Linked DNA regions of Homo sapiens: regions 1, 2, 3, 4, 5 and 6 are each linked to region 7. The links are chromatin contacts, found by Hi-C or POLR2A ChIA-PET in ENCODE. All regions are on one chromosome and are shown on one strand. The core of a region is the stretch at or near the end of the contact, and the rest is flanking DNA. Distances in the headings are between cores, read along the strand shown.

Region 1 (3,923 bases), core at 584-3,083, 1.7 Mb before region 7:
GTAGATTTCAGGCCTTGAGAAAATCTTAACACTAGCTAATATGACCAGCACTAACAAAATTTCTTGGAGCTTATAATAACAAAAAAAGCTCATTGACGGATTCCCACTTTTATTCCTGCCCCCCTTTTCCACTTAGCCTTAAATTTTTTTTAATAAGAAATTTTTATTAACAAAAACAACAACAAAAAAAAAACAGAGTGAAGCACTTCACAAGATCTTGCCCAGTTTATTTTTTTAATCTGTAATAATGAGCATAACAGTTCAGCAATGGAATACTCACTCCAACAAAATCTCCAGATCTTTACATCCTGAGTCTGCGAGGGCTGGACACATGCCCTTGCTAATTATCAACCTTCTGAAACAGCTCAAGACATGGGATTAAAAACTGCTGTGGAATTTGAACTCACGGACATTCATCTGAGTCAGCTACTCTGAACTCGCATCTACTATAAGGACCTGAGCATTTCCTTCTCCCGTTTCCTCAGGACCTGCTCGGGGGTGTTCAGGGGAAGGTTGTCACAAACATACTTGCAATAAAAATAATCAAACAAATGGAGAGCATGTCTATTTCCGGAATTAGATTCTTTTGATAGTGAAGGAATCAAATGGGATAAGGGGCAGGGAGAAGTCAGGTAAGTCCAATATTACTATGTCCACATGCTTAAATTTCACTCCTCGGGGGCTTATTGTCCCTAACAATGGCCCTTTTAGCTATGGAATACGGGGAATGACTAACCTTTTTCTAGCCTGTCAGTGAGAACTACCACTATATATTGGTAAGTATTTCCGTACAAAATTCACTTGGAAAGGATATTGTTTCAAGCCTGGACAAAGCTCATATTGTCATGTTCCAGTTCCAGTTATTTTAGGCAAGGAAGGGGAATTTCCACTGCTCCCTACAATCAGTTTTGAGCACTTAGCTCTGAGTAATAACTTCCTTGTAATCTGTCAGAGCCCAAGTTATTTAACAGAGGAAAGAAAAAATCCCCTGATACTATGCATGAAATTCTTAGCCAAGCAAGCCACTTTAAGAATACATCAATTAGCTCAGGCAGGAGTAAAGACGTGACCTCATCCAATGGAGAGAATGCAAGCAACTTGATTCTAAAAGGAAGAAATGAAATGAGTCAATGCAAATTCCCAGATAGGATACAAAACTAAGAGTCATTTAATGTCAGTGTTGATGATAATAGTAGCTCCCATTCATAGCATACTTATCATAGGCCAAGCACTAGCCCATCCAAACCCCTTATTGCCCTGGTCCTATTAAAACTATTTAAGTTTTATTTTCAAGAGTCAACTAATGTATGCTAAATAAATAATAGTACAGGTGGCAACAGATATGGCAAAAATCCAAAGTAATATGCAAATGACAACTGGGAAACATTAACTGAACAATACCATTTCTATAAATACATAACAAATACACCATCATAACAAAGAAAGTAAATAAAATTACCGTGTATTGAAATTGGAGTTTAATTAAGTGCCAGCCATTTTATAAGCATTAACTCTAAGCCTCACAAAAGCCCTAAGAATTGGGAAGTATTGCTATTCCCATTTTACAGACATGGAAAATAAGGCTTATATTGCTAAGTCATTGGTTCAAGGTCACATGGCTAAAGTGGCAGAGCTGGGATTCAATCCCACTCTCGCCAGATGCCAGAACCCAGGCAGATGTTACTGTGGCATTATTGGCACTTGTGTCAAGCCCGGTGAGGGATTTCAGCAACCCTCAGTCTGGATGGTACCACACACTCCTCCAGGCAAAGGAAACGCCCACAGGCCACTGAAAAAAGAAGCCACTTCCTGTCCCTGCAAAGAGAGAACATCACCATCCTTGAGTCAGGTTCCTCACCATCTCTGGGCTCAGCCTCTCAGCTAAACAATTTATCTTTGGAGTGACAGGTGATGACTTAGTCACCCTGGCTCTGCCCTTCTCCCGTTTCCTATAAACCAGCTGTGTTTCACGGGTGATTTAGAGCATAACCACAGAACACATAGGCTTTTATGGAACAAGCAATAATTGGGCACTGCAGAGAAGCTGTCATGCCCCCCTCACCCATCCCCCCACCCCATTGGCAGAGCTAACAGCTCCCAGCTGCTCTCATTCAGCAGCACAGAAGCCAATTCACCTGGGAGATTATCTCCTCACTCTTAATGAGGCCAGCCTACAGCCAGTAACTGACTGTTCCAGGCCATGAAAGGCCAGCGCCTTTGCTTCAACATGAGCTAATGCTGGGGTGCAGTATCTGCTCCCGATACACGCAATGTATATCCCCAAGGCATCAGGCTGAAGCTAGACTCCAGTTCACAAAAACCTCTGCTTCGCTCCTTCTCCCACCGTGTCCTGCTTCCTTGGTTCCCACTCCCATGGGAGCCTTCCCTCACTAAACCACTGCCCCCAACCCCCATCCCCAGTGCTGCTTTCAAACCCAAAACACCACCCACCATGTGCCACCATGATGGGTACTGGAGACGTGTGTTAACTAAGTGGGATTTTTGAACTTCAGGAGCTCATACTAGTGAAGGAAACAGTTACATAAACCCAATAGAATAGGGTAAGAACTATAATAAAATGTGCATTCTTTTTACTCTTTCTCTTATTTTAGTACCTCTGTGCACCCAGGCCTATGATAAGCATTATTCAGACATTGTTCCATTTGATTCTGAGAACAAACCCATGAGGGAGGCACTGCAATTAACCCTTTTCATGGACAAAAAAAAACCCCAAGTGTTCACAAAGGTTAATTAACTAGCCGTTAAGTGTAGAGATGGTACTTGAACCCATTCTCTTTAAATTTCCTCGCTCTTTTACAGGGCGTCTTTCCCGCTTCTTGAGATCAGCCGTCAGCAAACCATGCTCCCTAGGCACTGCCTGTTTCTGCAAATAAAGTTTTATTAAAACACAGCCACACACATTATTTACCCATGTCTATGACTGCATTTAGTCTACGAAGGCAGAGGTGAGCGGTTGACACAGAGCCTGGAGGGTCTGCAAAGCTGAAAATATCTACGTCTCCCTTTTTATGGCTACAGGAGTAGCCAGCCCTCCTCTATTTGATGAGCTTCTGTTCTTCTTCAGCCTCAGAAAAAGAGAAACCAGGAATTTTCTTCCGTCCAAATCGAGGTTCTCCATCAACTGCTGCCTATAGTGGAGCCTGTGCTCCCTTTGCCCTGAGTCTGGGAGAACCTTACTCATTCACTAAGCTCCGGTGCAGCACTTGCTGGAGGACAAATTCACATTATCTGATTGGCCTGTGTTCCTCTTGCTGTTTCACCTACCGACACGTTAAAAGGAATTCTATCATTTCCTCAACGGATTATTCCTGTCGAGAACCACAACAAGGAAGCTTCCTCTTGAGATTTCAGCCTGGAATCCTCATTGTTCAAAGATATGCCATTACCTTTTAAATCATCCCCCGAGAAGTTCCTCTTCTAGCCTTTTATTTATGGAATTTCAATGCTTGGAAATGGTGATCACCTCCTCCCAGGGTTTTCTGCCACATGGCTTTCATACTTGAGCTCTTTTCATCTTTTCCCGTAAGTTAATCACTTCTTAATTGTGTTCTGTTGCCCAGTCTTTGAACTGTTGTCCAATCTGTTTGCATGCTGGGGTGATTACAATACAATGAGTATCATGAGCCTGACTGAGTCCATCCAGGACCAAATGGCCAGCTGAGAATAGCCAACAGGCTATTCTGTTTCTGAAGGCTTCTTCCTGTCACCAGAATGTTCTGGATGTGTTATTCATAGCTTGAACTAGCTCTGTTTTTGTTTTTTATTTTGGGGGGTTTTTGGGGTTTTTTGTTGTTGTTGTTGAGGCGGAGTCTCACTCTGTCACCAGGCTGGAGTGCAGTGGCGAGATCTCAGCTCATTGCAACCTCCACCTCCCAGGTTCAAGCAATTCTCCTGCCTCAGCC
Region 2 (4,082 bases), core at 1,101-3,600, 1.5 Mb after region 7:
GCCTGAAATTCCAGTTTTAAAGCACTCAAGGTTTCTTAGTACTAGAGATAAATTACTATTTGATTGTATTTATCAGTATACTTAGAATTCCTACTCATTTTTTTCTGTGGAAAAAAATTAAAGACTTGCTACCAAGATTAGGGCTATAAACTTAAAATTTTAAGATTATGCAATATCACAAGTGTTTTTCTTTCCATAACCTCAACTCCCACAAATCCAAACTAAACTTATAACAAAAATGCCATAAGAAGGTTCAACCACTGGGCATGGAACCTCTACTGCCACCATACCGCTAAAGGAAAAGTTCTGCTATGTATTTTGGGTCATCTTAACGCTATAGCTCAAGCAAGTCACTTCAATTTGCTATGCTGTGCACAGAGGACACATGGACATGCACATTCCTTAAATTGCTGTAACTACACGTCTTTTCTTACTAATTCTGAAACTAGTGCCAATCCTCATGTAAGTGCCAAGCCGTTTTTGTTTTTGTTTTGTTTTGTTTTTTGAGATGGAGTTTTGCTCTTGTTGCCCAGGCTGGAGTGCAATGGTGCAAACTTGGCTCACTGCAACCTCCACCTCCCGGATTCAAGCGATTCTCCTGCCTCAGCCTCTCAAGTAGCTGGGATTACAGGCATGTGCCACCACGGCCGGCTAAAAATTTTTTGTATTTTTAGTAGAGATGGGGTTTCATCATGTTGGCCAGGCTGGTCTGGCACTCCTGACCTCAGGTGATCCACCCGCCTCGGCCTCCCAAAGTGCTGGGGTTACAGGCGTGAGCCACCGCGCCCAGACTCAAATCACATTTTTTAATGATGTTACAAACGAATGTCGATTTTCTCGATGTGATTCTCAGTTACAGAAACTTACAGAACTTTGCTTATCAACCCTAGACAATAAAACTATTCTACCTAGAGGCTCTAGGAAGCTTTCCTTACTCCACTGTACCTCACTCAAATCACTCCTTGATTTTACATACTCCTTAGTAGTCTTACCATCTATGATGCTCCATTACTTTTTTTTTTTGAAATTGATATACTTTCAATTTTCTCCTTTTCTGTGTTTTGGCCTTCTCAATTCTATTTTAAATGTTCTCAGGGCCCAGCCAGTGTCCTGTTTTGTATTCTGCAATGTCTAGAAGTTATTAAAAAGGCATGAAGGCTTTGCAAAAAAACAGCTTGAGGAAGTCATAACCTTTCTAAGCCTCAGTCTTCTCAGAGAATTGGGCTAGATTATCTAAGCTCCTTTTAACTCTTCAACTCAAGAAACGCTTGCTGAAAGTGTTCCCTTGGCTGCCGATCACCTTCAAATTCCAGCTCAAAACCCCCTTTGGAAGGCATTCCCTAACTAATCCCTCCCTACAGACTACCCTGCTCACTGAGCCTTGAGATTTAGAAATTCAGTGAATACCGAAGTAATTATCAGCAGATTGGCATACCGTTGGTCAAGGGGAAAAGCACTTGATGTGAGTAGGTAGCAGGATGGAATGAAAAGAGCATCTAGAGTCAAACTGTAAAGTGCTACTCCAACGTAAGGTGATAGTACTAATTTTACAGATTAAATGCATACCAAAGTTAGTGCTAGAAAGAGCGCCAGCAGGAAGCAAAGCGAACTTTTAAAGGGCTGTTTAGTTCACTGGGCTCTCTCCTTCGCCACTCGATGCGCCCCTTAACCACAGAAAGTGGGAACAACGGGGTGGTCCAGGGCCCTTTACTCACAGCCCAGCAGGCAGGATTCTCCTACACCTTTTGAGCAGCCTCGCATTTCACTCAGTGTGCGCCATCCTTGGATATACCTTGGCCCCTACTCCCGTCCGTGAACACGGGAATGAGATTTACGGAATGAGATTAAATGCTGGACTAGGTCTTCTTCCTGCCCGGGCCAGGGGCGGACACTAGCGCCCCCTGACCCCCGCCACCCCCTCCTCGGCAAGTTTATTACCCACAGTCTCCCGACCGCACCGTCCAGACCCCGGGGCAGCTCAGCCCGTCGCCTCCCCCGGCGCTCCGAGCCTGGCCCGGCCTCTCCCAGGCCCCGGCCCCCCAGGCCCGCCGCTCCGCCCAGCCCGGGCCCCGCGCACCTTGCTCTTCACCTCCATAGTGCCCAGGCAGCCGCTGCCCGCCCCGTGCCGGTGGCTGCGGTTCATGCTGAACGCCGAGCCCCGCGACGGCCTCCTCCGGCCGGGCGGCCCCTCAGGAGCGCGGGGAGCGAGTGCGCGACTGGGGATCTCGGAAAGCGGTTGCGGCCCGGGCGCCTCCTCACAGGCACCTGCAGAGGGGGCGGCCGCAGCTCCGGCGTCCGCGCTGAGCTCCACTCCACCAGCTGCTCACACGGCGGGACCGAGGGTCGGACTGGTGGCGCGGCAGGCGGGGAAGCAGCTCCCTCCCTCCGGGCCCCGGCGGCGACGGCGACAGCGCTGGAGGAGAGGAGGGGGCGGAGCGGAGGCCACAAGCGCCGCAACCTCTCCCTCTGCCGCCTCCCCCGCGAGCCCGCGCGCGCGCACCCGAGCGGACCACAGCCGCGGCGCGTGCGCGCGCTCACCTGCAGCCCCCGAAGATGCCGCAATCCCTCGCGTTCCGCCCACACCCAATAGAAAGCGCGCACCTGCGCCCGCGGCGCCAACCAATCGATACACGCCTCGCGCGGTGCGTGGGCGGGCTGCCTCCTCAAAACCCCGCCTACCACCGCACGATTGGTCCTGCGCTACGAGGGAGGGGCGGGATCACCTGAAGCCATGGCCCTCCGCCCCGCTTCAGGCCGGAGAGCCAGAAGGCGCATGCGCGGGTGCTGGAGTTTCCGCCCCGGGAAGGCACGCGGGGAGGCCGGCCGGAAGCGCGAGCGCACCTGAAGAAGGGCTCGGCTGGGTGGGCCTTTTGCGCACGCGCGAGCGCGCGCCTGGTTGCCCGGCTCCGCCGGGGCTCGCGCCGCTTAGCGCGCGCCAGTCACACGCACGGTCCAGGGGATTGGATGCGCCGCCCGTCCGGTTGCCGAGGCGCTGCGGGGCTATTCGGTTCCAGCCGGGCCCCCTTCCCGCTTCCACTTTGGGATGCTGCAGCCCCCAACGACGCCCCTCCACCGCCCCTTATCGTTGCTTAGGCGTCCCGCTGCAACTCTTGGTTGCAAAATTCAAGTTTTCCCGCCTCTGCAGCGGTTGCTGGGGGAGAAGCTTAGGGCTCTCTTGGCTTCATTTTGTCCGAAGAGACTCTGCACGCCTTAAGTCCGTCAGGTCGAGAGGGAAGGAAAGTGGGCTGAGGCGCGGGAAGGCTCCTTGCAGGCCCAGCCTCCCTGAGGATTTCTAGTCCAGTCTTTCAGGGCTTTTTTTTTTTTTCTTTAAAAGTCTTCCTTTTCCCTCCTCCCGCCATTCCTTGGCCATTCGCTGTTTCTACAAATGACAGCCTCTAGGTTGTGTTCGTTTCCCGGAGTGACCAAGCTGTGTCCCAGAGCAACAAAACGCTGAATCCTCCTCTCTGAACGTCCCAGAGCCCGGCCTCTCTTCACACAGACCCTGTGGGTCATGGGGAGGAGAGGAGAAGACTGAAGCTTTTGGCTGGAGGAGATTCCCAGGTCCCAAGGTCTCCCTGTGGGACCCGGGAATCCAAGAGCTGTTGAAACCTGCAAGCCAGGAAGGGGGCAGGGGAATGGAGGTGGAGGGGAAGGTCCAACCTGAGATTTGGCAAGAAGAGTGGTTAGGGTACCTTCCTCCCCTCATCTCCCTGCCCACCTCGGAGGCCTCCTAACACTTGTACCCCTGTTGCCCAGCACTTGTTACAAGTTACAGGTTTCCCATTTTTGTGTGCATCTGAGTTTTGTGAGTAATCTGCCACCAGCCTAGAATGAAAGCTCCCGAAGGCGCAGGGACGGCTTGTGCTTTGCTGGCATTGAGTGGCACAGAACCCGACTCCCAGCGGGTACTCAGATGGGTCTTTGCTGGGTGCTGCCACTGAGGGTGTCCCTTCTGCAGGCTCTTTGCCCCACTTGGGTTCAAAGGCGAGAAGCTCATTTTTTTCCCTCTGGAGGATTCAGGTAACCAGACGTTTTGTGGGAGGATTTAAGGTTTTTCTGGCCACCTGTGGCAGCACAGGTGG
Region 3 (4,065 bases), core at 955-3,454, 1.4 Mb before region 7:
CCCCTGAAAAGTTTGGACTTTTCTTTTTGCTCGATTTTGACACTAGAATTTTTAACTATCAGTGCTATTGTGTTTACAGCATTCAAGGTCTCGGAGTTCAAAGGTTATCCATTAACATGTAGAATGAGGTTACACTTCAGGCTCAACCTGGTTCCACTTGGTCATAGTTTCTTTGTTGTGTAGCAAGGCTCATAGTCATTTGTTTTCATAAAGTTAAATGAAGTTTCTTGTTTATGAAGTGTTTTTGGACTGTGTTTTAGAATGTGACAATAAGTTTAAAAAATATATTTTAAAGATAGGTATTCATCCTTTGTCAGAAAAGGAATCCTAATACTAAAAGTGATCAATATCAGTGGACTTGAGTGAAAAAAAATTCACCCAATTTAGTTTTTTAGTGCTGGCCTAAGAATCTACTGGCACTGCTAATTAATTGTGAGTAATTGATTCGCTTCCTTTTTAAAAAAGACTAACCAGACCATATGTGGGGTTAGTAGTTATATATAAAATGACAGCAAAACATGACACTTGGCAAATTCTTCCCCTTTGCTGAGCTGTCTTCTCAAATTCCTTTTCCTATTTATTAAGATTGCATTGCTCACCAGCTCCGGATCGTTTCTGTAGTGCGTTCTTTCTTTTGATTTAGGAAATAGATATTTTAAATGCTTTTCTTGATGTGTTTTAAAGTTTTTTCATTTTGGATATGCTGAAGGCCGGTAAAAACACAAATATTTGGCTATTTTGTTAGTAGCGACTTGCATAGATCCATTTCACATTTGCATTAGTTTGCATTTTGGGGTAGAAAAATTGTGGATGTGCTTGTTATGTCTATGGTTCCTCGAAGCTTATTTAAAATGGGGAAATATCACAGGCCTTAGGAATCAGGATCTTTTTTTTGTCCTTTTTTTCAGTAAGGAAAGAAAACATTTGGGAAACGCTTTAAATGAGTTGTGCGTAGGGAGGAGGGGAAAGGGTAGCGGTTTTTTTTTTTTTTTTTTTGTCCCTTTTTTTGTCCCCGGTTTCCTCCAAATGGATTTCTATCAAAACCAAGTAGATTCTTGGAACCTAGGCTAAGTTTAGAAATCTCAAGTTAGAATAGCGCAAGCCCAGCCCTTTCAGAAAAAAAAAAATCACAACAATTAAATAGCTTTCTGAAGATACTCATTTAAAAACTGTTTATCTTCTCGACCTTCCTCAAGCTTGAAGAAAATCTTTGGTGTTTTTCGCGCACAGCTGCCTTCTAACCCGCGAGCAACGGCGTTAAGGTTTTTGTTTGTAATTCGGGGTGACCCAGGGGTTCGGGCCGCGGGCCCCTCCCCTCGCCCGCGCACACCTTGCAGAGGAGGGGGCGGCGGGGACAGGGCCGGATCTGCGCCTGCGCACACCCTCGCGGCCCCCTCCCTCCGGCCTCCCCGGGTACCTGTCACGGCTACCGCCGCGGCGCGCGCCCGCCACGTTAAGCCGGATGGCGGGAGGAGGGGTGCGGGGCGGGGGGCGCGGGGAGGGTGGCACGGCGCGCGCGTGCGCGGGAGTCGCCGAGCGAGAACTGGGAGTGCGCGCGCTCGCCGCTCGCTCCCGTCCCGGAGGCGGAGTCGGCGGCGGGGGGCGGAGCAGGGGCGCGCCTATGCTAGTCACGTGGGCGCTGGGGCGGGGCCGGGGCGGTGTGGGGCGTGGCCGGGCGGCCGGTGAAGGCAGGGGGCGGGGCGGCCGGTGAAGGCAGGGGGCGGGGCGTCTCCGAGCGGCGGGGCCGAGGGAGGGCGCAACAGCTGCTCCCTGAACACTTTCTGACCCAACAGTCCCCCAGCGCCGGACGCGCCGCGCCCCGGCGGCTCTAGGGACCCCCCGCGCCTGCACTGTCCCCGCGCGGACGAGTAGGGGGCGCCCGCGCCTTTGCCCCCGTGCGCACCCCCGCCCCGCTCACCTTAGCCCCGCGCCCGAGGTGAGCCCGGCCCCTATATTCTCCGGGCGGGGGTGGGGGTGGGGGACGCTCCTTTTTTGTTGGGGGGGGGTCTTGGAGGCGCGAAGGCACTAGGCTCCTCGGCGGATGGCTGCACCCCTCGCCCGCGGCTCCCCGTGTCTTTTGGGGGGCCGGGTGCGGGCGCGGAATCCGGGAGGTGTCCGCACAAAAGGCTGAGAGAAACTCCGCGACGCCTCCCTCCCTCCCTCCGCCCTCCCCGCCCCCTCCCCTCCGCGCCCGCTCCTCCTCATTCAAACCCGGCCGGCCCGAGTGGTGTCAGCTCAGTCCCGGCCGCCGCCGCGCGAGGAAATGGCCGAGGAGCCGGAGCCGCAGGTAAAGGGGGCGCGCCCCCCGCCCGCGCCAGCCGGGGCGCCCGCCCGGTCCTGCGGAGGCTCCCGCGCCGCCCCCGAGGCGCCCGGCTCTCGTTGTCTTGTCCCCCCCCAGGATGACCTCAGTTCCCCGTCTCAGCTTTCTATCCGCTCCTCTAGGGCGCCCCCTCCCCAGCCGGCTCCTGCGCTTCCGCCCGCGGGAAGGTGCGGGCGATCCCGGGCTGCATCCGCTCTTGGCCGTCACACTCACGCCGCACGATTCAGAGGGGCTTGGGGTGCGGGGTTCCCTGAATCTCCGCCGGGAGCGGGGGTCTGCGGGGGTGGGCGGTGGGGGGCTGTTCCGAAAAGTTGGGTCGCCCCGCGGGGCGGGTCTCCCAATTTGCCCAGTTGGCCCTTGGGGCGCGGGCGGAGGGGGAACGTCGGCGTAGGGTCCCCCCGCGATGCCCGGGGAAGGGCCGGGGCAAGTTGGAAGCGGCCAAAACAATGCGTCCGGACGGGCATCCCCCCGTAAACAATGGCCGGGACGGTCCACTCGGGCCGGGCGGAGGGCGCCTCTAAGGGACCGCGGGAGGGGCTGGGCCTCGCCGCGGACCCCGACGCGCGCCCCGTGACTCCCTCGGGTGCCCAAAAATCTGTCCCCGGGAGTCTTGGGGCGCCTGCTCATCCCTGAACAGGGATGCACGGGGCTGCGTTTCCTGGATGTGTGCGATAAGGTGGCTTTTTTTTTCCCTCCTCTAATTTTAAAGATTTTTTTAAGTCTTAATGTTCTATAAACACTTAAAGAATATCTTTACAACTCAATTCTAGTGGAACACCCAAAGCCAGCTGGAAGCAGAACTGGGAACTCTAAAGGGCAGGAAGGATTGAAATGCTAGCCCAAAAGTGCTGCTGCTTTTTTTTTTCTTTTCTTTTTTTTTTTTTTTAAGGGAAGTTTCTGCCAGGAGGTGCCGAGTGGTGAAACCGCTCAGTTTCAGGCACAGCCCTCTTGTCTCTCGATTTGGCCCCGACTGCGAGCCGGACGGGATGGTGGAGAGGCGGAGGGCGCTGCTGGGGGCCCGGGAGGCTGGATTTGGGGCTGCCTGGGCGGTCCCGCCCGAGGGGCAAGACCCGGCACGCGGGGCGCGCGCCGGAACCTGGGTCCCGGGAGTTTGAGAAGATGTTCAGGGCCCGGGTTGGAACCCACATTTTGGGATTCTGGGTAGGGCCACCGAAGACGGGAAGGCGCTTTCTTGGGCGGGTGGGGGTGGGGTGAGCAGGCAGGGAGTTTTCCGCCAGGTTTAGTTACAGGAGCTAGAAAAGGCCACTTCTGGGACCCTGGCATCTGGGCCGCCCTGAGAGCCCCAGAAACTTTTTTTTCTTTTTCTTTCCCCCCACCCCCCAGAAAAGGGTAGTCATTTCAGGTTTAAGGCTTTGGTGTATTGTTCTACCTCGAAATTCCTTGAGCCTCAGTTTATCTTCCTGAATCAGTCTATGGGGCTTGGAGCGTTGAACATTCCTAAACACGGAGAAAGTAAATGGCGGTTGCAGTGGTCCACTGGCCAGTTTGGGGGTCCTGTATTATTGGCCACTGTGTGTCCTACAGCGTAGCTAGGTTTTTCAGTTTTCTAGATCGTTTGGAAGCATTAAGCTGTATGTTTTAAGAAGCCTAGGTCTGATTTAGTTCAGGTTGATTCAATTATGTCTTCATTGCTTTTGAGTTGGTTGAATGACTTGACATGAGATTAAGCTCAACAAAAGAAAAGGCGAGGTAGCAACAGCTGCCGTCCAGGCCTGGCCACTAGG
Region 4 (4,222 bases), core at 1,515-4,014, 1.8 Mb before region 7:
ATGAGATTAAAATAATAGATACCAAAATATGATATATAAAGTTGGAATACATTACTTGAAATTGTTACCCTTCGATAAAACATTGTACTCAACTTTAACCACACTTAACAATTTCTACTTGCATGTTTAAAAAATACCCACTTTGAGAATGGAGACACTGAAAGTGGGTATCCACTAATCATTTGATTTACATATGGAAACCACTGAAATTTCTTCCCTTCCTTCCTTCCTTTTTTCCCTTCTTCCTTCTTTCATTTTTCTTCCAAAAATATTTATTAAGCATTCCATCTAAAGCACATTCACACTCATAGCTTCTCTCTCCTATCCCACAAGATGTAATAGTTCCTTATTAGCTTCTTCTTTCTGGGTGTAGTGCAGTCTTCAAACTAATCATGTAGTCCTTGCAGTGGTTTCATTGATGTGAGGAAGGCAGATGTTGATGTAAAGCAAGAATGCCAGTTTGTAGCCCTGAGAGAAGGACTTCACCCAAGTGGGTGAGGCTGTATTGGATTTGCCAACGCAAGTCTTCTCAAAATGTACTGTGCACACGAATCACCCAGGGATCTATTAACACACATTCTGATTGAGTAGTTTTGGGGTCCAACTTGGGATGCCACAAAGCTCCTGATTGATGCTACAAAAGCTGCTGATCCAGGGATCACACTTTGAGTAGCAAGTTCCTAAAGGACCAGGAAAGATGTTGGGGAAAGTATTTGGATTTCTTGTAGTTTACTTCTTTTGTTTTTTTGAGATGGAGTTTCGCTCTTGTTGCCCAGGCTGGAGTGCAATGGTGCAATCTCGGCTCACCGCAACCTCCGCATCCCGGGTTCAAGCGATTCTCTTGCTTCAGTCTCCCGAGTAGCTGGGATTACAGGCATGCGCCACCACGCCTGGCTAATTTTGTATTTTTAGTAGAGACGGGTTTCTCCATGTTGCTCAAGCTGGTCTCGAACTCCCGAGCTCGAGTGATCCGCCCGCCTCAGCCTCCCAAAGTGCTGGGATTACAGGCATGAGCCACCATGCCTGGTCTTAGTTTACACGTTTTTAACCCATGATTTATTCATTCATTTAAAATGAACACCACCCAGGGAATGATTTACACTGTGGCTTCTAATTATTTTAATAGAAGCCAGCCTCTACAATAGGTACGAAGGCTGAAAAAGAAAGATGGTATGGAAAAGTTCAGATGATTTCTAATAATCTGGTCATTCACTTAACAAATATTTGTAGAATATTTAGAATCCTGGCAGTGAGCTAGACCAGGGGTATTAAAAATGCAACCCTTGTTTCTATAAATAAATTTTTATTGGAACATTGCCATGTTCATTCATTTACATGTTGTCTAGCTGCTTTCACACAAAAACATGAGGGTTGACTAGTTGCATGACTAGGGTTGACTGGTTGGGTTGACTAGTTGACTAGACTGCATGGCTCATAAGGCTTAAAATTTTTGCCAACTGGCCCTTTGCAGAAACATGTGCCAAGCCTTGAACTAGGCGCTGGAGGTATATTCAGCAAACAAAGGGGACAGGGTCCCTGACATCAGGGGTTCATATTCGAAGGGGAAGCATGCAGCTAAAAAGTATTAGTAGATAAGTTTAAAAACAAGGTTAAAATTATTAAAACTACAACGTTAAAATTACAAAATTAAAGACAAAATTTGCCAACAAAATTGTAGGTCTGGGAGATCACTGAGGGAAATAAACAAGGTCCCGCGATAGAGTTTGCCTGAGTATGGATGGGGGGGTGTGTGCTACTTTTGCCTGAGTGTGTCTGGGGGCGGGGTGTGCTACTTTTAATCGGTGGATCCCAAAATTGTCTCTGAGGAGATACATCTGAGATGAGACAGGAAAGGTTAAAGGTGCCAGACAGGAAGAGAGCAAGGCTCTTTCTTCCAGGAGGAGGGGACAGCCCTGGCAAAGGCACGGGGGTGGGAATGAGCTTAGTGAGCTTAGTACATTTCAGGAAGAGAAACAAGGCCGTGGTTGCTGAGGGTGGAGAGGTAGGGTAGGGGGAGAATGATGGAAGTAAGATTGGAGCCGTGGGCGGGGACCTCCTCATGCAGGCTGTACGGGCTGTGCAAGGAATGCAGACATAATCCTATCTGAGCAGGGAAGCTACTCACAGATATTAAGTAAGAAGTCTTGGCCCCTGTTGATAACATTCGAAGATTTTATTTTGCTGCTGTGGTGGAGAATGGCTGTTGAAGGTCATTAGGAGCTAGTTAATACAGGTCATATTTCTTGGGAGAGCTGATGGAGATTGGCCTGGTGATTCCTGAAGAAGTGACAAGAAGTGGACAGGTTTGAGACACTAATTACAGTTCTAGACACCGAGTCCCTCCTCTGGGACCACACTCCTTTACAGACCTCATCTCTTTAGGATGGCAGCATCCCTTCAGGCTGGGACTGCTTCTGCCACACCTCCCAGACACATAAGCCAGGCCTCCAAGAAGCTGTGTCTTTTGCTGAACATTCCACAGGTTGTCAGAGACAGAGGCAGCATTCAGCTCAGGCCCCCTAGACCCCAAGTCCTGCATCGTCCCAGTGTCACAAGGCCTCCAGCAATGATGGAGGACGGAGGGGGGCTTCCCTGCCGCTTTCCAAAGACCAAGCCTCGAAGACTTTCAAGCTGGACACATTCCCCAGGGTTGCCTGACCGCCTTCCTGGGAGGGGAATGCTGGCAGCCGAGCCTGTCACCACCCACAGAACTATTGTGGTGCCTGTTACCCACAGGAAATGAGACACACCGCAGGCCGATCCCTGCATGATCTTTGTCTCACAGTGACGTCCTCGTTAGTCAGGTCCTTTTTTCCTCCTTCTCCATCATGCTACTTGAGTTCTAACTGAGAGCAACCCACTTGGTTTTCAAAAATCTGAAAAGAACTGGAAGGAAGCCCTTGGCATTCACAAAGTCCAACTGTTTGAAAACATTTTCCTTTCTTTTTGAGCAAAGGGACTTTTTTGTTTACAAAAGAAAATGTCACAAAACCTGGGTGTGTGTGTGTGTGTGTGCGGATATATGCATATACGCACACACAGACACATATGATAAAAGTGAAACTATTCTGATTGATGGAAGACTGGGTTTCTCCCTTCCCCTAAGCACCACTTCTTTGATGGCCCTTTCCCAGCCTTCCCCTTTCCCATTTTCATGAGCCCCTGAAGTGCTAGATTGTGTGCAGCGCAATCTGCAGGCAGGTTTAGCAGGTGAACAAATGGAGGCTTGAAAAGGGAAGACATCTGTCCACACTGGTGTGGGCTGAACCGAGGCTTGTGACAATCAGCGCAGTCACTGCAAGGAGCCTGAGACCGAGGGTTGGAAAGAGCGGGCAGTGAACAGAAGAGAGCCGGGGACAACAGGTGAGCTGAGGGCCAGATTCCAAGTCAAAGTGGCCAGGCCGTTACCGCATGACCTAGTCCTAGGTCATCTTGGAGCCTCAGTTTCTGCATCTGTAAAATAGGGTGAATAATAATCACTGTCCACCTCACTGGGCTGGAGAGAGAACAGGTAAGAGAATGGGTCTGGTTTGGCCTTGTGAACTGTGACGTGTAGTCCTGGTATATAAGGCAGGAAAGGGGTTGCATTTATGTCTCTGGCCTCCAAGGTGGAGTCCCAGTGAGGCCAGAAGGGCATGTGTATGTATGAGGCCAGTGAGTCAGGTGTGGTCTGTGGCTACCTGAAGGGCAGGTGCCCACCTAAAGGGGGTGCCCCTCCTCAGCACCAGCCACATGTTACCTTGGGGGACTGCAGACCCATTGTGGCAGGACCTGTCCATTTAGTCAAGAGAAAATAACAAAGGTGGAGAATTTTTAAGAGCAAATACCTAATTTTTAAATGCCAGCATCTAATTTTTTTTTAATAAATGAAGAAAATGCTTGTACAAGTTCATCTATTGCAAAGTTCAGGCCCGTGGCAGCCACTTGGCCATCTGAGTTTGCTGTTTAGTCCATCAAGCCCCAAGATCAAGCTCATGGAACCTAAAGGATGGAAACCTCGGGGAAGTAAGCTTTAATAGAGGTGAGTTGACTGGGCAGGGTGGAGCCTGGGTGAACCAGGATCCACGGCAAGGCACGCTGGGCAAACAGAGGCAGGATGGATGGCTGCCACCCGTGGCCAGCCTGAGACCAGGCTCTAGACACTTGCAAGAAGCTTGTTCCTGGACTTGAACCTAGCTCTCATCTAGTGGCTGAGTGAGCTTGGACCTGTCATCTTGCTGAG
Region 5 (4,128 bases), core at 466-2,965, 1.4 Mb before region 7:
ACCATTACAAGTTTGCTAGGATTATTTCAGTCCATCTAGCAACTCACTCCAGGTGGGCAGCATTTAGGCTGGATTCTATGCAAACAGAACACAACAGAATACACTGGCAATGAGGGGTGCCCTTGTGTTCCAGATAATAGAAGCTTTGAATTCTTATACCCTAAAATTTTAGTGTTTCTGTAATGGATCTACAGTGTTTTGCTGTATAACTTGAAAACTAAGACAGACATAAAATCTTTAAAAGCTTAGAAAGGGAAAAAGGAAAAAAGTCTAGAAATTTTTTTTTTTTTTTTTTGAGTCTTGCTCTGTCACCCAGGCTGAAGTGCAATGGCGCCATCTCGGCTCACTGCAACCTCCACCTCCTGGGTTCAAGCGAGTCTCCTGCCTCAGCCTGCCGAGTAGCTGGAATTACATACAGGCGCCTGCCACCATGACCGGCTAATTTTTCATTTTTAGTAGAGATGGGGTTTCACCATGTTGGCCAGGCTGGTCTCGAACTCCTTACCTCAGGCGATCCACCCGCCTCGGCCTCCCAAAGTGCTGAGATTACAGGCATGAGCCACCGCGCCCGGCTACATTTCTTTAAAATTTCTCAAGTTAAAAGTAAATAACTGTTAGAATGGTTACATCCAATATTTACAAGCAGAATGTGTTTCCTGAGAATTTGCCCTTTCATTTAAGGTTGCAGTAGTGCTGCCACCATGTTTTCACACGTGATCAAATGTATCCCATTGGAAAACCGTGTAATCTTGTTCGGAAATCTTCCTCAGGCTTTGGCATCCTGTGGGTGTTCTGCCAGAGAACTTTAATCCAAATCATAAACTTAAGTCATAGGTACTAAAAAAGAAACTTCTGGTCTAGGACTTTGAATCTTTTGACTGTTAATAATCAAGAAAGCTGTATTTTCTTTCGTTTAAAAAATAGAGACGACTGGTGGTGGTGGGGGCTGCGGGTGTGTGTGTGGCTCACGCCTGTAATCCCAGCAATTTGGGAGTTTTACGTGGGCAGATCACTTGAGGTCAGGAGTTTGAGAACAGCCTGGCTAACATGGTGAAACCTCATCTCTACTAAAAATACAAAAATTAGCCGAGCATGGTGGTGCATGCCTGTAGTCCCAGCTACTCGGGAGGCTGAGACATGAGAATTGCTTGAACCCGGGACAGGGAGACTGCAGTGAGCCGAGATCATGCCACTGCACTGTAGCCTGGGTGACAGAGTGAGATTCTGTCTTAAAAAAAAAAAAAAAAAGAAAGATTAAAAATAGAGATGGGGGGGTCTCACTATGTTGTTCAGGCTGGTCTCAAACTCCTGGGCTCAAGTGATCCTCCCACCTTGGCCTCCCAAAGTAGAAGCTGTATTTTCAAGTTGGTCAAGTGTTCACCTACTCTGCCTCCAACTGTGATTTCAGTATATACAGGCATCCATAAAGTCTAGAAACAAAGAATCTACGTCATTACAAACATCTTCAATTTGTAAAAATTAGAATACATATAATAGGATAGAGTATAATAGAATAAAGTAGGATAAAACAAAACAAAGTAAAATGAAATAAATTAAACAACACTGTGTCTCCAGACTTTATGAAAATCTTTTTCGTGGACTTGAGGATGTACCGAGCCAGTGGAGTGGCTGGATGAAATGGGAACTCCACCGCAGGAAGTGGTGCTTTTCTCATGCTGCTAATTAAGGAATGTGGAACCCTTCTTTCTGAGTCAGCTTGGCGGTATGTAGAATTCTGTCCTGCTCGGTGCTTACGTGATTATTGCATGAAACTTTAGAAATAAACCAGAGTATCTTGCCACTTAACACTTAAGAGGCCAGAGGTGGTGTGTGTGTGTGTGTGTGTGTTTTTAAATGGTTCCTAATCTTTAAAATGGTTAGTTGCAGCTGGCCTTTTATCAGCTGATCATATTTACAGCAGTCTCAGATGGCACGGTGCCGTCCCAAAAGATTTGGACCATTTAGAAGCTCACATTTTAAGGTACACAGGCTTATCATAGCATTCTGAGGATTCACTAGAATTACATGGCAAGAAAAACTTTTCTGTGGAACTGTTTACTATTCTTATTTTAAATTACTTTTTGGTAAAATAAATGTTAATTTATTTCAAAGGTAATATAAGTAGATTATGAAAAATAATTAGAGAAAAATAGAAAGTAGAAAAAGGGTCATACATATGCCATTATTGAAAAACAAACATTAAAAAAATTTTTAAATATAACCCATCATAGGATTAAGGGTAAAAAAAGAAAAAAAGAAACAATTTTAATAAAAATTTTGAAATGTATGCGAAAGTAGAGAGAATAATAAAAATAGTGTAATGAGTAACCCCCATATCTGATGCCCAGTTCTAGTTTCTTTTTCTTTTTCTTTTTTTTTTTTTTGAGATGGAGTCTCGCTCTGTCGCCCAGGCTGGAGTGCAGTGGCACGATCTCAGCTCACTGCAATCTCTGCCTCCCGGGTTCACACCATTCTCCTGCCTCAGCCTCCTAAATAGCTGGGACTACAGGCACCCACCACCACGCCCGGCTAATTTTTTGTATTTTTAGTAGAGACGGGGTTTCACCGTGTTAGCCAGGATGGTCTTGATCTCCTGGCCTCATGATCTACCTGCCTCGGCCTCCCAAAGTGCTGGGATTACAGGCGTGAACCACGGTGCCTGGGCAAGTTCTAGTTTCAAGATGTTAACCACCTTTGGTTCAATTCTCTTGTTTTTTTATTTACTAAAGTATTATAAATTCTCCTATGTCATGTCATTCTTCTATATCCTTCAGTATACATCTTTAAATATATATATAATGCATATTCTGTAATAATCCGTGCCATTATTACAGCTAATGAAATAAAATTTTTTTGTTTTCATATAATATTCAGTCTGTACTAAAATTTTTCTGATAAAATCAATTTAAATATTTTTATGTATATTACATCCTTTTTTCGTTACTAATAGAAAAAATTAGAGTTCATTAAAAATACAACTTTGCATCTCGGTTTTTTCATTTGCTATTATAAATATTTCCCAATGGCCTATTTTTCAAAGCTTTCTAATTCTAAAATGGCTGTATGTAATCGTGTGGGGATACATAACTTGGATGACTAACCACTCCTTTATTTGTGTCCCTCCACACATGCATGGAGAGTGAACGTGTATTGCTCTCCCCCTCGTAGTAAATCTTGTTACCACGAAGATCTTTGTTCCTAACACCTTTTCCTACATTAGGGCTGTTTCCTTAGGATTGATTCCAGGAGTGTTATTGCTGCATCCAAATGTATGAACATTTGTAAGGCCCTTGACTTGTCTCATTGAGTTGTTTACAAAAGGACTGTACCAATTTACACTTCCACTTACAAAGGATGAGAGAGCCTCTATTAAAATGTTTAAAGGCCGGGCTTTTCAGAGCTCTTATAAATCATTGGCTATAAGAGGCTGACTTAGGTTTGTCATATGGTCATAGTCATCTCAAAATAAATAAATACGCATTTTCTATAGCTATAAAAACATGGCATGCGCAGACTGCCAAACAACCACAAAGTAACTTTGATTAAAGGAGGAAACTGGTCTACTTGTTGAAAATGTGGTAATGAGATAGTTTCCACCCAGCCGGGAAGCGTGGCCCGGAGGGGGAGGGGAGCCTGCATTTCTTCATGCCTCTACCCATCCTGAAGAAGGTAGAAAGGAACAGGTCAGCGTTCTCTTCCTTTACTTTGTAATTTTTTTTTAAGCTGAATATTTAATTTGTTTCCATATGCCTGAGTTGATGATGCCAAAATACGGTTGAAAACTAGCAGAAAACTTCTCGTGGCAAGGGTTTCCTGTAAACAAACCCCATAGTACTGGGTAAGAGAGGATTAGGGCAGAGCCATTTTAGCTGCGACTCCCAATTCTATTTTGTTTCCTTGGGGACATGCTGTTTTTATTTGTGGGCTTCAAATAAAACTGCTGCAGAAACTGTTTATTTCTGTTCAGAGCATTCTTATTTTCTTTAAGGAATATATCAGTTACAAATCTTTGTAGAAAGTTCAGCTGTATTGGTTTGGAGAAGTTTATGTGTCAGTTTTTTTTTTGAGTCAAGAAGAAAGGAAAAACTCAACTACTGTTATGTTTATATGAGGACAAAAAAAAAAAAA
Region 6 (3,651 bases), core at 667-3,166, 1.5 Mb before region 7:
AACACAAATTTTAAAAACTTTGTTTTGTTTTTAATTTTCCTGGACCCCTAATAGATTCAGTTATCTAATAACTATTATTACTTTTGACATTTTAGTTTTGTTTTTCCTGGTCAGCATCACATTTTTAAAATGAGGCATTTTTCTAGCCAGGCGTGGTGGCTCACACCTGTAATCCCAGCACTGTGGGAGGCCGCGGCTGGTGGATCACTTGAGGTCAGGAGTTCGAGACCAGCCTGGCCAACATGGAGAAACCCCATCTCTACCAAAAAGACAAAAATTAGCCGGGCGTGGTGGTACAGGCCTGTAGTCCCAGCTACTTGGGAGGCTGAGGCACAAGAATGGCTTGAACCTGGGAGGTGGAGATGCAGTGAGCTAAGATCACACCACTGCACTCCGGCCTGGGCTACAGAGGGAGACATCACCTCAAAAAAAAAAAAAAAAAAGGTATTTTTGGAGCAGGACATATGTGAGATTAAGAGCACGGGCTAGGATAATCTAGATCAAAAATCTGTAAAGGTTTTTGTAAAGAGTAAATTTTTGGGTTTCATGGGTCATACAGTGTCTGCTATTACAGCTGAAAAACAGCCACAGGCCATATATAAGCAAATAAGTCTAGGTTCCAATAAAACTTTATTTACAAAAACACATACTGAGCAGAATTTGGCCCTCAGGCGGTCATTGCTAACCCCTGATCTAGAATTATATTCTATCTCCATTTTCTAGCTGGGTGATCTGAGCCTCCACTCATCTATAAAACGGAGATAATAATTATACTACCTCATTAGATTCAGAGGGTGAAATGGATCTGTGTATAAAATACTTATTCCATGTAGGAGTTCAATAAACATTACCTGTTATTATCGTTTTCCTTTTTTTTACAGTAGGAAAATGAAGCAATCTGCCCAAGTCATGAAATTAGGAGGTGTCACACTCTACTGCACAGCCTCCAGAGGAGGTTTCCATTGCCCGATTTAATTTGATCTTAGCTTAGCTTTTGACTAAAAATGCCTTTTCCCTCTTTCCTAAGCAATTCCTTTCAAGGCAAAGTCATCAGAAAGAAAGAAGAAAAGAAAAAAAGAAAGAGAGAGAAAGAAAAAGAAAGAAAGAAGAAAGAAAAAGAAAGAAAGAAAGAAAGAAAGAAAGAAAGAAAGAAAGAAAGAAAGAAAAAGAAAGAGGGAGAGAGAAAAGGACAACGACAGAGATCTGTAAATGACCACAATTGATTAAACTCTTCGGGGAGAGAGATAATAACTCTGCCCTGCAAGTGTTTCTTCTGCCCAATCTCATCCCCTTTTTGGAGAAAGAAATTGTCCCCCAAGATTGTCCCATTTTGTCCTAAGGCTGGGGCTGGCCTGGAGAGAGCCTCTGAAGGCTTATCATGAAGCTACTTCCTTTAGGATACGGCACCATGATCACTGTGGCAAAACCCACCTTTATTTTCTCCATTAGGTAACATCACAGAGAAAAAAAAAGATCTCATGGGATTTTGCCTTTTTTTTCTTTTGGACATTTTTATTGTGTCTGGGTTTTCCACTCAAGTTTTTAGGATTTCTGGCATCAGACACTTGCCTTTGTCTCCCATTTCTTTGTGGTGATTGCCAAATGCCCACATACTATTTACACCTCCCATTCTCTCTAGGGTTTCTAATGCCTCTCTTTCTTATGACTAGCATTTCTTCCTAAACCTTTGCCTCTTTTTTCCTAAGCAGCAGGAGAGCTCCCAGAGTCTCAAGATAAACAGTAAACAAGATTGTGCATTTCAATGACAAATACAACAGGCAACCTATTTTTTCATCCCCACGTCATTTTTAACTTGGGGATGGTTACTTCTTCGGTTTTCCTTCTCTGAACATTGTCAGGCCCTGTTCCTCTTTCGTTTTGGTCTTGTTGCAATCTCTTCGTGAATTAATGTTTCAGTGAGTGTACTTGTGACAAGGCATATGGAGCGGGCCTCCTCTTTAACTCAAATTTCCTTCTTCCCAGGCACAACAGAAATTTGCTGTACACACTGCAAGACAAAGAACAAAAAGACCTCACTCGCTGAGCGAAAAGATCCAGTCGTATACATGATTTCACCGGGTTTCCAACTGTATAATGAAATCGAACTCCTCCCTCGGGAGGGGGTTCCCTCCCCCACCTACTGCACACACAAAATTCTACCCACTTCTTTCCAAGGACACACTTTGTTCTAAATCCCCAGTGGCTTTACTCCTGCACACAAAAAAAGAGCAGAAGTCTGCACCTAAGTTGTAAGCGTGAGCTGCGATCTTTCTCTGAGCCCAAGATGAAAGGAGTAGATGGAAAGGAATTACTCAGTGTGAAGTATGCATTTGTAATAAGCAGGCATGGGATGCTATGTAGTGATCTTGACATGGCTGATAGGGGATGAGGAGGTGAGGATGGGATAGACTTTTTCTTTTCATTTTCATGAATCTCTTACTCTCAAGCTGAAGGAGAGACTAAAAACCACAGGAAAGGGCACGAGTTTATTATCACAGATTTTTAATGGGTTAATAATGTTCTGCTTAAAACCCTCGTTTTAAAAAAAAAGTTAATTCGATCCATTTTTCTTTGGATTACAGCAACTTTAGGACAGGTGTGGTGTAATAGGAGTCGCTTTCAGAAAGGAGTGAGTGTGTTTGAGCAGAGAATCACTGGGTACACACCAGACTACTTATTGTAGCACTGTTTGTAGAAGCAAACACTGAAAGCCACCAAAAAGTCTGTGAAAAAGGGCAAGTGAAATACATTAAGGAATACCATTTAAAGAAATACTATGCCACCACTTAAAACATCAAGTTTTTCTAACACAGAGTGCTGTCCAAGAGATTTAAGTGGAAAATGCAAGCTGAAAGATACTTGTGTAAAGACAAAGAAAGGTGTGAGCGTTCGATATGCATATATGCTGATCTATGCGTGGACTATTTCTGGCATGAGACACTACAAACTGCTAATAGTCATTGTCTGCGGGGGAGGAGGGAGACCCACCCTTCCCCACAAGCCCTATAATTTGAATTTTCCCCAGGAGCATGTATGACATGGTTCCCCAAAATTTATAGCTCACTAGAAAAATACCTACATTGGAAATTGTCCATGATCGATACTCAAAGTGAAAAAAGCAAGTTGTATAACAGTGTCTATAAATATGATACCAGTGGTGTATTTAAAACAAAGCATGTGTATTTGTATATGTGCATTTTATGGAAAACGTCTGGAAAATATGTTTCACACTGTTAAAAAGTAGTTATTAGCTATCTCTGGTGAGATCATGAGCTGCGTGGGAGTGAGCAAAAGGAATGAGGAACTTCAACTCCTTTACCTTAATTTTATACTGTTTGAACGTTTTAAAGAGATTAGGTATGACTTCTATTTTAATTTTTAAAAACTAAACTGAGAAAATTATGTAAAGAAATGGTCACAGGAAATGGTCAAATACTGGCCCACGATACATGAGAAATGCGTGCCCTGTCTTTCCAGAGAAATCGAGCTCCCAAAAACGTTTGCGGTAAATCCCTGCTTTTTGGCTCCTCAATAATGGGATATTATACTGTACCTTATTGAGTACATTGGAGTTTTTTTCCCTTCCCTTAAATGCTATTTGCTGAAACTGCTCAAAAAGACTTTCCGAGGTGGCCCCGTTGGTGTCTTTGT
Region 7 (4,197 bases), core at 688-3,187:
ACATGTATACTTATGTAACAAACCTGCACGTTCTGCACATGTATCCCAGAACTTAAGGTTAAAAAAAAAAAAGGAAGTTTTATATATATTTTTTATATATATAAATATATAATATATAATATATAATATTTTATATATAATATATATTGTATATATTTATATATAATATATATATACATAAATATAAATATATATTAAATATATTAAATATTATATATTAAATATATATATATTTACAGTACTGATTTGATTATTTCATGTTGACTGCCTCCCTGGTCTACCTCCAGCAGCTAGCCCAGTGCCTGGCACTTCACAAACACTTGAGAATAAACAGCTGCTGCAGGCAGAAACCAAGCCTTAGAGGCAGCAGCAGGGAAAATCCCATTCATTATACAAGCCATATTTACTAAGCCTACTATGTGTCAGGCACCAGCCAAGTCACTGGACTACATCAGTGAAGCAAAGAGATTTTTTTAATCCCCATTTTTACAGGGACTTACTGAAAATAAGGGGGAGGAGAACACAGATAATATACAACTAAATTATATCTAAGCAGATATACTCGAGATACATAATATGTTCCATCTAACACCTTTTAAGGACAAAGCAGGCCAGGCATGGTGGCTTACACCTGTAACCCCAGCACTTTGGGAGGCTGATGGAGGATCGCTTGAGGCCAGGAATTCGAGACCAGCCTGGGCAACATCTCTACAAAAATAAAAATTAAAAAGTGAGCCAGGGTGGTGGCCCACGCCTGTAGGGGGGATTGCTTGAGCCCAGGAGTTGGAGGCTGCAATGAGCTAGGATCCGACCACTCTTCCAGCCTGAGAGACAGAGAAAGACCCCCTCTCTAAAAAAAGAAAGGGAGAAAGAGAGAGAGGCAGAGAGAGAGAAAGAAAGAAAAGAAAAGAAAAGAAAAGAAAAGAAAAGAAAAGAAAAGAAAAGAAAAGAAAAGAAAAGAAAAAGAAAAAGAAAAAAACAGGAAGGAGACAGGGAGTGGTTGGGGGAGGAGGAGGGGGCTGCAATATTAGAATGATTAGATTAGGCCAAGCATGGCCTCCCTGAGTGTGAATTTGAATGCTGACCTTCAGAAGCAGGACAGACTCTATGGGCAAATCCCTCGAGGCTGGGAGAGGTCTGAGGCTTGGGAGGGTCGGCAGAGAGACAATAGGGCTGACGCAGGAGCCCGGGGGAGACAGTAGTAGTAAGACATGAGGGACAGAGCAGAGAGGTCACTGTCCTCAGAGTGTGGACGCCGACCAACACTAGGGGCATCACCTGGGAACTTAGAAATGCTCGTTCTCACGCCTCGCCCCAGACCTACTGAAGCAGAAACGCTAGGGTGGGCCCAACAGCGTGTGTTCTAACAAGCCTTTCAGGCGACTGCGATGCACGATAAAGTTGGCAGCTCCTGGAGCAGGGGTCCCTCCGCGCTACGACCCCACCTCTTCGCGGTCCTCTCAGTCTCCCTAGCGGGGCAAGGGACCCGCCCAGCGCTTTGCTGATTTGCCCAGCGCTCACGCCCAACCTGGGTTTCTCCGGAGCTCGCCGCGCCCCGCGCACCCACCCCGCAACGGCAGCCGCACGTGGGTCTCCCCGCAAACCACCCAGGCGTCCCGGGAGCAGCGCTGCTGCACGGCCGCGCTGGGGGCCCAACGCCTGGGGTTGCAGGTGCAAAAGGCGCCCCGAGCCGGGGAGGCCAATCGCGTCCGCGGAGAACGCAGAGTGCGGGCAGGGGCGCATCCCTCGCCACCCGCGGTCGCCCAGCACGCCGGGACGCGCGTGGCCATCCAGCTCCCCGGGGGCGTTGGGGGGCTCCGCGGGCCTGGGCCTCGGGATTCGCCCGCCGCTTCCCCGGGGAGCCGCTGCTGCAAAGCCAGGTTGGGGCGCCGGGCCCGGCCAGCGCCCTCTAGGCAGCGGAAGTGCAGCTTGCTTTACATCCGTCCTCCCCGCCTCGCAGAGTTGGGAGAAGGCAGGGTGGGGGGTGTGGAAAAATAAAAGGAAAAGTCCTTGCACCATGTAGATCAGCGTCCCCCACTTTGGCATCCCGGCCGGCCGGGGACCTCCCAGTCTGCGGCCATGAACGCGAGCAGCGAGGGCGAGAGCTTCGCGGGCTCGGTGCAAAGTAAGTGCTTTTCCGGGAGCAGTGCGCGCTCCGGGGCCCAGTGCGCGCTCCGGGGCCCGGGCCCAAGCACGTCTGCGACGCAGCCAGCAGGCCCGGGGCCCCGAAATCGGGGTGACGGCTCGGAGCCGCGTCTCGGGGACCGCGGCGGGCGCGCTGTGCAGGGGGCGCCGGAGTGGGCTTGGGGTGGGGGCGCACCCGACCTGGCGCAAGACCGGGGGCGCTCTCCAGCCTTGCGAGACCCCTTGGAAGGGAACAGTGGGGGAGGGCACGCCGTTCAGACAATCGCCACCCCCTAAGGGCATTCCCGCCCCATCAGGCGGAGTTTGGGGCGGGCAGGAGAAAGGGAGGAATCTAGGGTAAACGGGGCAACACTGATGGGAAAACTTCTGCCTCAGTGGCTCAAAATTAGAGCCTGGAGATTGGGGGAATCACCAGGTCTCACGAGGTCCTGCCGGCTCATTGCAAAGCCTTTTCCTCATTAAGGGTGGAGATCTGAATGGAAAACGGGGCCGTGGTCGCTTTATTTGGGTTTGGGGTTCAGTTTTTATTTAACCGAGGAGGACATCAGCGTTTTTCAAGTCCCTGGTTTCTCCCGGTGCATTGTTTCCCAAAGTGTGGTCCAGAGACTGAGTGCAACCAGCCACCTGGGAGCGAGAGCGTGTATTTTAAAACAGCTTTCTGGGCCCCACCCATTCAATCTCGGGGGTGGGGCTGGGGATCCGCTGTCCTTCGTAGCTGCCTGGGCAACTCTGAAGCACATGAAGTTTGAGAACCCATCTACCAGGGGTTTGCAGAAAATCTGGCACATAGTAAGCTCCCAGCTTGTTAGCTGCTACTGTTAACAGTTTGGGAGACACTGGGTCCCAAACTTGGCGGTGTATTCCTTGCATTACTGTGAAAAGCACAGATTTTCCTAAACACCATCCTCCCCACCCCACCCTGTTATGACTCAGTATCTCCTAGGTGGGGCTCAGATATGTCCATGTTTAAATAGTGTACCTCAGTAAGAACCCAGCAGGTAACATGCTGGGGGACTGGCGGGGAGGGGGGACTGTGCTGGTACGAGCACCATCCCATTTAATTCTCATAACAAGCCCGTGTTTTTTCTTGGAGAAATTAAAAACAAACAAAAACCATGGATTAGAAACCTCTCCTCCCATTTTTCAGATGAGAAAACCCACGCTTAAAGTCACTGTTGTTAAGCGACAGTGTCAAGATTCTAACGAAGGTCTATGTCGTTACTTTTGCACTTTCCACATACCAGTGACATTATCTGTTATGAAAATCCTTTCATTCTGGGTGTCAGTCCTATTCCATCATTAAGGAATCGTCAGCAATGCAAGCTACTTCATGTCTCACTTCCTTGTTTCCTTGTTAGTTCCATGGGTATCTCAGTATCTGCCAGAGAAGAAAAGGTTTCCTTCCTTCCATCCATTGATTGCAAAGTGCTTAAGTGTATCCCTGCAAGATGGCTTATCACAGTGCTCAGCCCAGTCTCCTTAGCAAGTCAACCAAACTGTATTTCTGAACAGAGATTTCTTGTCTTAGCTAGACCTGGGGAAAATTGGACATAATGTAAATATCTTACAAATTTTCAGAAAATTATGAGGCATAATTTTATCTAACCATATATGCACAAAGGTAGTCTTGTATCATTTAACTTGGGAAAAATTGGAAATTATGTAAATACCTTATTGTTGCTGAGAAGATTATGACGCATGGACACCATGGAATAATGTATTGCCATTAAATAATCATATATATATGAAGAGATTTTAATGATATAGCACAATGTTTATGCAATGTTTAGGAAAAAGGGCCAGGCACGGTGGCTCACGCCTGTAATCCTAGCACTTTGGGAGGCTGAGGCGGGCGGATCACATGAGGTCGGGAGTTCAAGACCAGCCTGACCAACATGAAGAAACCCCATTTCTACTAAAAATTCAAAATTAGCCTGGCGTGGTGGTGGCGCTTGTAATCCCAGATACTCCGGAGGCTGAGGCAGGAGAATCGCTTGAACCTAGGAGGCGGAGGTTGCAGTGAGCTGAGATCGTGCCCTTGCACTCCAGCCT

Evidence for each region. Hi-C counts contacts between places; a loop is a spot of excess contacts on that map. ChIA-PET counts read pairs that join two places held with the same protein, here RNA polymerase II (POLR2A). Pooled maps may share reads with other maps.
Region 1: a loop to region 7 is called in a pooled map, with 5 times the contacts of the local background. The contact joins the enhancer-like site here to the promoter of ZFP64 in region 7. A Hi-C loop is called at or near these places in 1 of 37 single-sample maps with no recorded cell type and 3 of 50 pooled maps. POLR2A ChIA-PET finds 5 or more read pairs at or near these places in 1 of 52 experiments (WTC11).
Region 2: a loop to region 7 is called in a map of B cell, with 30 times the contacts of the local background. The contact joins the promoter of PARD6B here to the promoter of ZFP64 in region 7. A Hi-C loop is called at or near these places in 1 of 168 maps with a recorded cell type or tissue (B cell) and 8 of 50 pooled maps. POLR2A ChIA-PET finds 5 or more read pairs at or near these places in 1 of 52 experiments (RWPE1).
Region 3: a loop to region 7 is called in a pooled map, with 10 times the contacts of the local background. The contact joins the promoter of ZNF217 here to the promoter of ZFP64 in region 7. A Hi-C loop is called at or near these places in 1 of 37 single-sample maps with no recorded cell type and 5 of 50 pooled maps. POLR2A ChIA-PET finds 5 or more read pairs at or near these places in 1 of 52 experiments (activated naive CD8-positive, alpha-beta T cell).
Region 4: a map of naive thymus-derived CD4-positive, alpha-beta T cell shows a loop between it and region 7 (5-fold over the local background). The contact joins the enhancer-like site here to the promoter of ZFP64 in region 7. A Hi-C loop is called at or near these places in 2 of 168 maps with a recorded cell type or tissue (both naive thymus-derived CD4-positive, alpha-beta T cell), 2 of 37 single-sample maps with no recorded cell type and 14 of 50 pooled maps. POLR2A ChIA-PET finds 5 or more read pairs at or near these places in 3 of 52 experiments (AG04449, CD4-positive, alpha-beta T cell and naive thymus-derived CD4-positive, alpha-beta T cell).
Region 5: a pooled map shows a loop between it and region 7 (4-fold over the local background). The contact joins the enhancer-like site here to the promoter of ZFP64 in region 7. A Hi-C loop is called at or near these places in 1 of 37 single-sample maps with no recorded cell type and 2 of 50 pooled maps. POLR2A ChIA-PET finds 5 or more read pairs at or near these places in 2 of 52 experiments (MCF 10A and OCI-LY7).
Region 6: a loop to region 7 is called in a map of Right ventricle myocardium inferior, with 5 times the contacts of the local background. The contact joins the enhancer-like site here to the promoter of ZFP64 in region 7. A Hi-C loop is called at or near these places in 1 of 168 maps with a recorded cell type or tissue (Right ventricle myocardium inferior), 1 of 37 single-sample maps with no recorded cell type and 8 of 50 pooled maps. POLR2A ChIA-PET finds 5 or more read pairs at or near these places in 3 of 52 experiments (WTC11 and activated T-cell).

What each region holds. Positions count from the first base shown.
Region 1 is chr20:53,897,746-53,901,668 of GRCh38, reverse strand. No RefSeq gene overlaps it. Among named protein-coding and RNA genes, the nearest start is that of BCAS1-AS1, 16 kb to the left of the region's middle. Within about 2 kb of position 1,833, at least 19 of the 41 ENCODE cell types and tissues checked have a DNase peak (open chromatin) inside an H3K27ac peak, as active enhancers do.
Region 2 is chr20:50,729,848-50,733,929 of GRCh38, reverse strand. It overlaps PARD6B (par-6 family cell polarity regulator beta), which reads right to left and starts at 2,350. Exons shown (of 3, transcript NM_032521.3): 1 at 2,078-2,350. The coding sequence starts at 2,143. RefSeq lists silencers at 1,908-2,697, 2,798-3,007 and an enhancer at 3,198-3,247.
Region 3 is chr20:53,591,978-53,596,042 of GRCh38, reverse strand. It overlaps ZNF217 (zinc finger protein 217), which reads left to right and starts at 2,204. Exons shown (of 6, transcript NM_006526.3): 1 at 2,204-2,287. RefSeq lists silencers at 1,184-2,023, 2,114-2,193, 2,684-2,833, 3,254-3,493.
Region 4 is chr20:53,947,998-53,952,219 of GRCh38, reverse strand. All of the region lies in intron 12 of BCAS1 (brain enriched myelin associated protein 1), which reads left to right. Among named protein-coding and RNA genes, the nearest start is that of BCAS1-AS1, 35 kb to the right of the region's middle. RefSeq lists an enhancer at 3,024-3,123. Within about 2 kb of position 2,764, at least 15 of the 41 ENCODE cell types and tissues checked have a DNase peak (open chromatin) inside an H3K27ac peak, as active enhancers do; they include CD4-positive, alpha-beta T cell, where a contact is called at or near this core.
Region 5 is chr20:53,609,303-53,613,430 of GRCh38, reverse strand. The region is part of intron 1 of LOC105372672 (a long non-coding RNA gene); the gene reads right to left. Among named protein-coding and RNA genes, the nearest start is that of ZNF217, 18 kb to the right of the region's middle. RefSeq lists an enhancer at 2,612-2,661. Within about 2 kb of position 1,715, at least 13 of the 41 ENCODE cell types and tissues checked have a DNase peak (open chromatin) inside an H3K27ac peak, as active enhancers do; they include OCI-LY7, where a contact is called at or near this core.
Region 6 is chr20:53,738,761-53,742,411 of GRCh38, reverse strand. It overlaps LOC124904933 (a long non-coding RNA gene), which reads right to left. Exons shown (of 2, transcript XR_007067660.1): 1 at 3,554-3,651; 2 at 612-2,008. Among named protein-coding and RNA genes, the nearest start is that of ZNF217, 150 kb to the right of the region's middle. RefSeq lists a silencer at 1,548-1,842. Within about 2 kb of position 1,916, at least 9 of the 41 ENCODE cell types and tissues checked have a DNase peak (open chromatin) inside an H3K27ac peak, as active enhancers do.
Region 7 is chr20:52,189,519-52,193,715 of GRCh38, reverse strand. It overlaps ZFP64 (ZFP64 zinc finger protein), which reads left to right and starts at 1,937. Exons shown (of 6, transcript NM_018197.3): 1 at 1,937-2,125. The coding sequence starts at 2,080. RefSeq lists enhancers at 1,056-1,185, 2,226-3,082 and silencers at 1,596-1,865, 2,226-2,465.